2 separate regions of the Homo sapiens genome follow, and region 2 is linked to region 1. A link is an interaction called in ENCODE POLR2A ChIA-PET data of the cell type or tissue named here. Cell type or tissue: Caco-2. All regions are shown on one strand. Links, peaks and the distances in the headings refer to the core of each region. The heading gives the core; the rest is flanking DNA.

What was found. ChIA-PET counts read pairs that join two places held together with the same protein. Peaks named below come from ENCODE experiments on the same cell type or tissue, not always from the same donor. Only the 100,000 strongest peaks of a DNase experiment are listed, where the experiment ranks them.
Region 2: POLR2A ChIA-PET joins it to region 1 with 25 read pairs; 2 of 35 experiments call an interaction of 5 or more read pairs at or near these places.

Annotation. Positions count from the first base shown.
Region 1 is chr20:50,032,809-50,035,709 of GRCh38, forward strand. No RefSeq gene overlaps it. Among named protein-coding and RNA genes, the nearest start is that of SCREEM1, 3.8 kb to the left of the region's middle. In Caco-2, for the core only: no CTCF peak of the experiment used is centred there; DNase peaks (open chromatin) are centred at 995 and 1,363.
Region 2 is chr20:50,319,856-50,322,756 of GRCh38, forward strand. LINC01271 (long intergenic non-protein coding RNA 1271) reads right to left here and starts at 1,487. Exons shown (of 3, transcript NR_109950.1): 1 at 1,220-1,487. RefSeq lists enhancers at 1,069-1,653, 1,654-2,239, 2,240-2,824. In Caco-2, for the core only: no CTCF peak of the experiment used is centred there; a DNase peak (open chromatin) is centred at 1,656.

The sequences.
Region 1 (2,901 bases), core at 183-2,682:
TACAAAAATTAAGCTAGGTGTGGTGGCAGGTGCCTGTAATCCCAGCTACTCCGGAGGCTGAGGCAGGAGAATTGCTTGAACCCGAGAGGTGGAGATTGCAGTGAGCCGAGATGACGCCATTGCACTCCAGCCTTGGTGACGGAGCAAGACTCTGTCTCTCCCCCAAAAAAAGAAAGTCCCCAAATGTAATGTGTGCCTCTCATCCTCAGTATCAGGAGAGTGCTGAGAGCACACACGGCTGACATTCTCTGTGTGGGGAGCCAGCACATGGCCCTGGGAGCCAGGCCTGGCTGCCTTTTGGCCTTTGTGATCGGGTCCTGTACTGTGCGCTTTACTTTCTGTGCCTTGGTCTCCTCATTTCTTAGCGAGGACTGAAGCTGTTAACCCATGCCAAGTGCTTGGCTTTACATCAAATAGTAAAAGTTACTCTTACTCCTGTCTGGTGCCAGCCTAGGCTCATATTACAGACAAGAGGCCTGGGGCAGTGGCTCATGCCTATAATCCCAGCACTTTGGGAGGCCAAAGCGAGAGGGTCACTTGAGCCCAGGAGTTCAAAACTAGCCTGGGCAACATAGCAAGACCCCATTTCTACAAAAAATTTTTTAAAAAAATTAGCCGGGCATGGTGGTGTGTGCCTGTAGTCTCAGCTATTCGGGAGGCTGAGGTGGGAGTATCACTTGAGCCTGGGAGGTTGAGGCTGTAATGAGCTATGGTCATGCCACTGCACTCCGGTCTGGGCAACAGAGGGAGATCCTGTTTCAAAACAAACAAACAAACAAAACTGGGCCCAGAAAGAGTAAGGTCCTTGCCTGGGACCGCACAGCCAGAAAATGGCAGATTCAAGATTCAAGTACCCTGAAAGTCTTCTGTGCCCAGAAATACACACACAGGGCCCACACATCCACTTGGAAGGATACCCAGGACTGTGCATGCACTTACAGCCAGGACCGTGGCCACAGAAAGGCCCTGGGGTCAGCAGAGGCTGGAATGGTCAGTGGGAATGTTCCCTCCCAGCCAGGGCTTGCAAATTCCAGAACCTCCAGTGATAGCTTTCGGGAGCCTAGATTCTTCCTACTCTAACCTCTGCCTAAAATTCCATTTCTTCTTCTTTTCCTTGCTTTAAGCAAGGGTCAGATGATTCCAATGCCTGCAGATGCTAGGCAGGTACTTAAATAAGTTAAGGGTGAAGCAATAGGGGTTGGTGGAGACTGTGATGGGTGTGATTCATTGCCACGTAGGAAAGCCGGCCCGCTGCTGTGGGAAAACGGGAAGTCAGAATTGTAATAGAATTTTTTTTTTTAAAGTGACTGAGTCTTGCTCTGTCACCAGGCTGGAGTACAGTAGTGAGATCATAGTCCACTGCAGGCTGGAATTCCTGGGCTCAAAGGATCCTCCCCTCTCAGCCTCCTGAGTAGCTGAGTAGGTGCAAGCCACCACGCCCAGCTAATTTTTGCATTTTTAGTAGAGACAGGGTTTCACCATGTTGGCCAGGCTGATCTCCAACTCCTGGCCTCAAGTGATCTGCCCACCTCAGCCTCCCAAAGTGCTGGGATTACAGAAGTGAGCCACTGTGTCCGGCCCACACCTGGCTATTAAATTTTTTTTTTTTTTTTTTTTTTTTTTAGAGCCAGAGTCTCTCCATGTTGCCCTGGCTGGTTTTGAACTCCTGCGCTCAAGCGATCCTCCTGCCTCAGCCTCCCACAGTGCTGGGATTATAGGTGTGAGCCCCTGCTCCCAGGCTGATTTTGTGGGCAAGAAATTCCAGTTGTTTCTAACTCTGTGGGGGTCAAACAAGTCTCCTCTGTCCCTCTGTGGGTCTGGTTGGTCCGAGCACCCCCCGTTTGTAGTCTCTGCCTGTTCACTGAGGCCAGAGGCTGGGTGCTTGCTGTGTGCCCTAGGGAAGGGCCTGGGCTTCTCTGTGTTCAATTTCCTCATGGCCAGACCCTGGGGAGGACACACATGGTAGAGAGCTGAGACTCTCCAGGGGAGAGCCAGACCTGGACAGCAGAGGAAGGACCGTCATGCCTGAAAAAGTCATTTCTCTCCTCATCCCTACTCTGCCCGTCTCCTGCTATCCGCAGGGAACTTAATGGAGAAAACACCCTGCCAGTGCCTGTTTTCCTTTCCATCCTGCGGTGGGTGCCAGCTCCAGATGAGTGACTCAGGGCTTCCCATGGCAGCAGATAAACACTCGCTCTGATGCCCCGGGAGGAGGCCGGGCAAGCAGCCCCAGAGCAGCAGGCAGCATCAGGTGGAGAATGAGGGTGGGGGCTCAGCTCAGCCACCTTTTCTAGGCCTTTCAGGGCCTGTCAGAAGCTCCCATGGAAGATGTGGAGGTTGGGGAGCAGTAGACATTCACAGGCCTGGGAATGGGGGTGCTTGAGTATCTGGGGCACCCACGGGAAACTCTGGCCTCCTTAGGCTTAATGGGTGGAGCCGGGTGGATAGAGGGGTAGGGTGTCAGAATTGGCTTAAGAATTTCAGAGTGGGCCGGGCATTGTGGCTCACGCCTGTAATCCCAGCACTTTGGGAGGCTGAGGCAGGTGGATCACGAGGCCAGGAGATCGAGACCATCCTGGCTAACACGGTGAAACCCCGTCTGTACTAAAAATACAAAAAATTAGCCAGGCATGCTGGCAAGCGCCTGTAGTCCCAGCTAATCGGGAGGCTGAGGCAGGAGAATGGCGTGAACCTGAGAGGCAGAGCTTGCAGTGAGCCGAGATCGCACCATTGTACTCCAGCCTGGGCAACAGAGCGAGACTCCGTCTCAGAAAAAAAAAAAAAAAAAATTTCAGAGTGAGGCAGGTCCCAGCAGGCCAGGGTCATTATGGCAGCCTTCCTGGAGGAGGGGGCTGAAAGTAGCTCTGTGGCTGCTAGCCTTGAAGTCAGGATACCTGGGCT
Region 2 (2,901 bases), core at 101-2,600, 290 kb after region 1:
ATCAATTTACTTAAGAAAAGGTATGAATGGCTTTAAAGATGGCTTTTAAGTGACGTGTGGGAGACAGTGGCTAAGGGGATGATTCTCACCCATCGTGAGCCTGGGACCATGGATGGGGCCAGAGGTAGCTGCAAGGTACAGGGACCCGGCGTGAAATTCCATCAGTTAACACTGTAGGTGAGGCTTTCCAGCTCCCTTTCGTCCTCCCTGTGATGCCAAGGGGAGGGAGAAACTCCACGTGGGGCTTGTGTGTCTTGAACACACATTGGCTTATACCTTGCTCAGGCCTGGAAGGCCCTCTGCTCACTGACGGAATCCTATGCATCCCTGGGAACCCAGCTCAAGCCTCACCTCTACGGGAAGCCCTTCCTGATTACACAGGTGGTCAGGCGGGGTCAGTCCTGCAGCCCTTCAGACCCGGTTGTGAATCCCAGTCTTGCCACTTACTAGTGGGAGGAGTCTCTTAACTTAGACATATTGTTTGACTAAGAGGGCCTCAGTTTCCTTATCTGGAAAATGGGGGCTTATGATAGCTCTTATCTCACTAGGTTGAGCTCCTACATAGAAAGTTTTAGGACAGAACCTGGGGAGATGTAGCTGCCCTTCATTCACACTTCAGTCTGACACTGATCACATCACAGTTGCATTCCTTTTCCTCCTGTCTCCTACACTGTGGGCAAGGGCTCAGCCTTTGTGATCTCTGTATCATGTTGCTGTACAGAACTCACACACAGTAGGCACCCAAGAAGGGCGGGTTGGCTGACGTGCAGAGGAACTCCCAGAATTCCACCTCTTCTCTCACCTCCACGGTCCCCACCCTGGTCCAGACCCTGCATGGCTTACCTGGACTATTGTGGTCTCCTCCTCCCTGGTTTCCTGGCTTCTGTCCTGAATCCTCCACCTCCAATCCATTCCCCACATGCAGCCAGAGAGATCCCGTGAGAATCTAAGTCAGATCTCGTCCCTTCTCTGCCTGGAAACTTCCCACAGCTCTCACCTTGCTTAGAGGAAAAGCCAAAGTCCTTCCCGTGGCTCATCCACTGTGGGACATGCCCCAGGTCCTCTCTGCTCTCTGTTCCTCCTCCCCAAGGCCTCATCCCTACGACAGTCTCCTTGTTGTTGCTCCGACACTCCAGGCTCCACCTCAGAACCTCGCATCTGCCGTTCTGGTTTCCTGGAGCACCCATTACCCCACACGGCCCGCTGCTCACTTCCTCACCTCCTCCAGGCCTCTGCTCAAATAGCACCTGCTAGGGAAGCTTCCCCCTGCTTCCCAGGTTTTGCTGGACTCCAAAGCTCTTTTCTTCCCAGAGGCAAAGCCCTTGGCTGGGGTCCTGGGCCCAGCCCGGTGACTCAGGCGGAGAAGATGCTCCCAGGCCTCCCGCTGGATTTGGGGCCCAGGGTCAGCCATGGGGGTAGGCGGTACCTAGGCTGTACCTGGCGCAGAGGCCTCTGCCTGCCCCTGCCGTGGGAGGCAGCCCTGCCCTGCACACACGGGCTTCCAGGCTGCGGGTGGGAAAGCCCCACATCCTCCTCTGCTTACCTGACTCCAGCTGACTCAGACCCCCAGCCCTGGCCAGAGGGGAGCCGCAGCTGCTCCGCCCCTTGATGGGAAGCAGAGCTGTGGCTGTGAGGGCCTGGCTGGGCCAGACACTGACTCACCTCTCTCTATCCCGCCCCTGCGCTGGGAGCCACGCCTCCCTCTGGCCAGAACCTCTTGGCCTTCTGCTGTGGGAGCTGCCCCAGGCGGAGTCTTCCCGAGGGGTGCCTTCTTCTGCCTCTGGGGGCCTTTCTGTTCCTTCAAGGCCCAGTTTGAGGGCCATCTCCTGCTAGGAAACATCAAATGCCCTCTGGCCAGAAGGGGAAAAGGATATGGGAGAGGTAAAATAATGATAATAATACCAGCAACAGTAATGAAAACAACTGTTATACAAGAATAATAGCAGCTAGCCATGCTCACTGTGTGCCAGGCACTGTGCTAAACACTTCACATTTTAACTCATTCAATCCTCACAATAGTCCTATGAGGTAGGAACTCTCATTTCCCAAGGCACAGAGTGGTCAGTATCCAGCCCAAGGCTACCAGCCAGCCAGTGGGAGGAAGGGATGTGAATCTAGGCAGCTGGACATTGAGTCGCATTCTCACCCCCAGCTCTGAGAACCGAGTGGAGGCCCCCGAGGCTGGAACGCAGGGAGCTGGGAGGGAGGGGAGCCAGGTCCTGGGCTCTGTTCCAGTGCCCGTCCCCACAGTGGGATTTTAAGTCTCCCCAGGCAGAGGCCAGCCCCCTCTCTCCAGGGGAAGAACCTCCCAGAGGGAGGGCCCTGCCGCAGCACAGGCTGGTGCTTGTTCCCTCCATTGGAGTGGAGCTCAGAGCAGAGGGTCTGGGCAGTCTACCAACATTGCCCAGCCCCAAGTGATGCCAGCCCCTGCTCTGGGCAGCCACCAAACAGGAATTCACACAGGTAGGGCAGGGACCATGGCGTGGGCACTTAACCCATTCACCCTGCCAGCCACACTGTGAAGTGGGGACAGTACAAACATCCGTTTTACAGAGGAGGAGACTAAGGCTCAGGGTGGCAGGACTTGCTCAAGGCCACAGAGGCAGAACATGGTAGGAGCGAATTCAAACCCAGGATTGTTCTGATGCCACACGGTCAGAGTCCCTTCTACTGGGTGGTGACACAGCATCTCAGTGAAGAACAGGGCAGGGTGGGAAGGAGACGCAGGAAAAAGCCTGGAGCCTCAGTTCACATCACCCTCTCCCTCTGGCCTTCCACTAACCTGAACTCACCAGTCCATCTTTTCATTCCTTTACCCATACCTCCACCTACCTACTCATCCACACATTCATCCGCCATCCAAACATCTCTCCATCTGTCCTTCCATTATTCCATCTATCC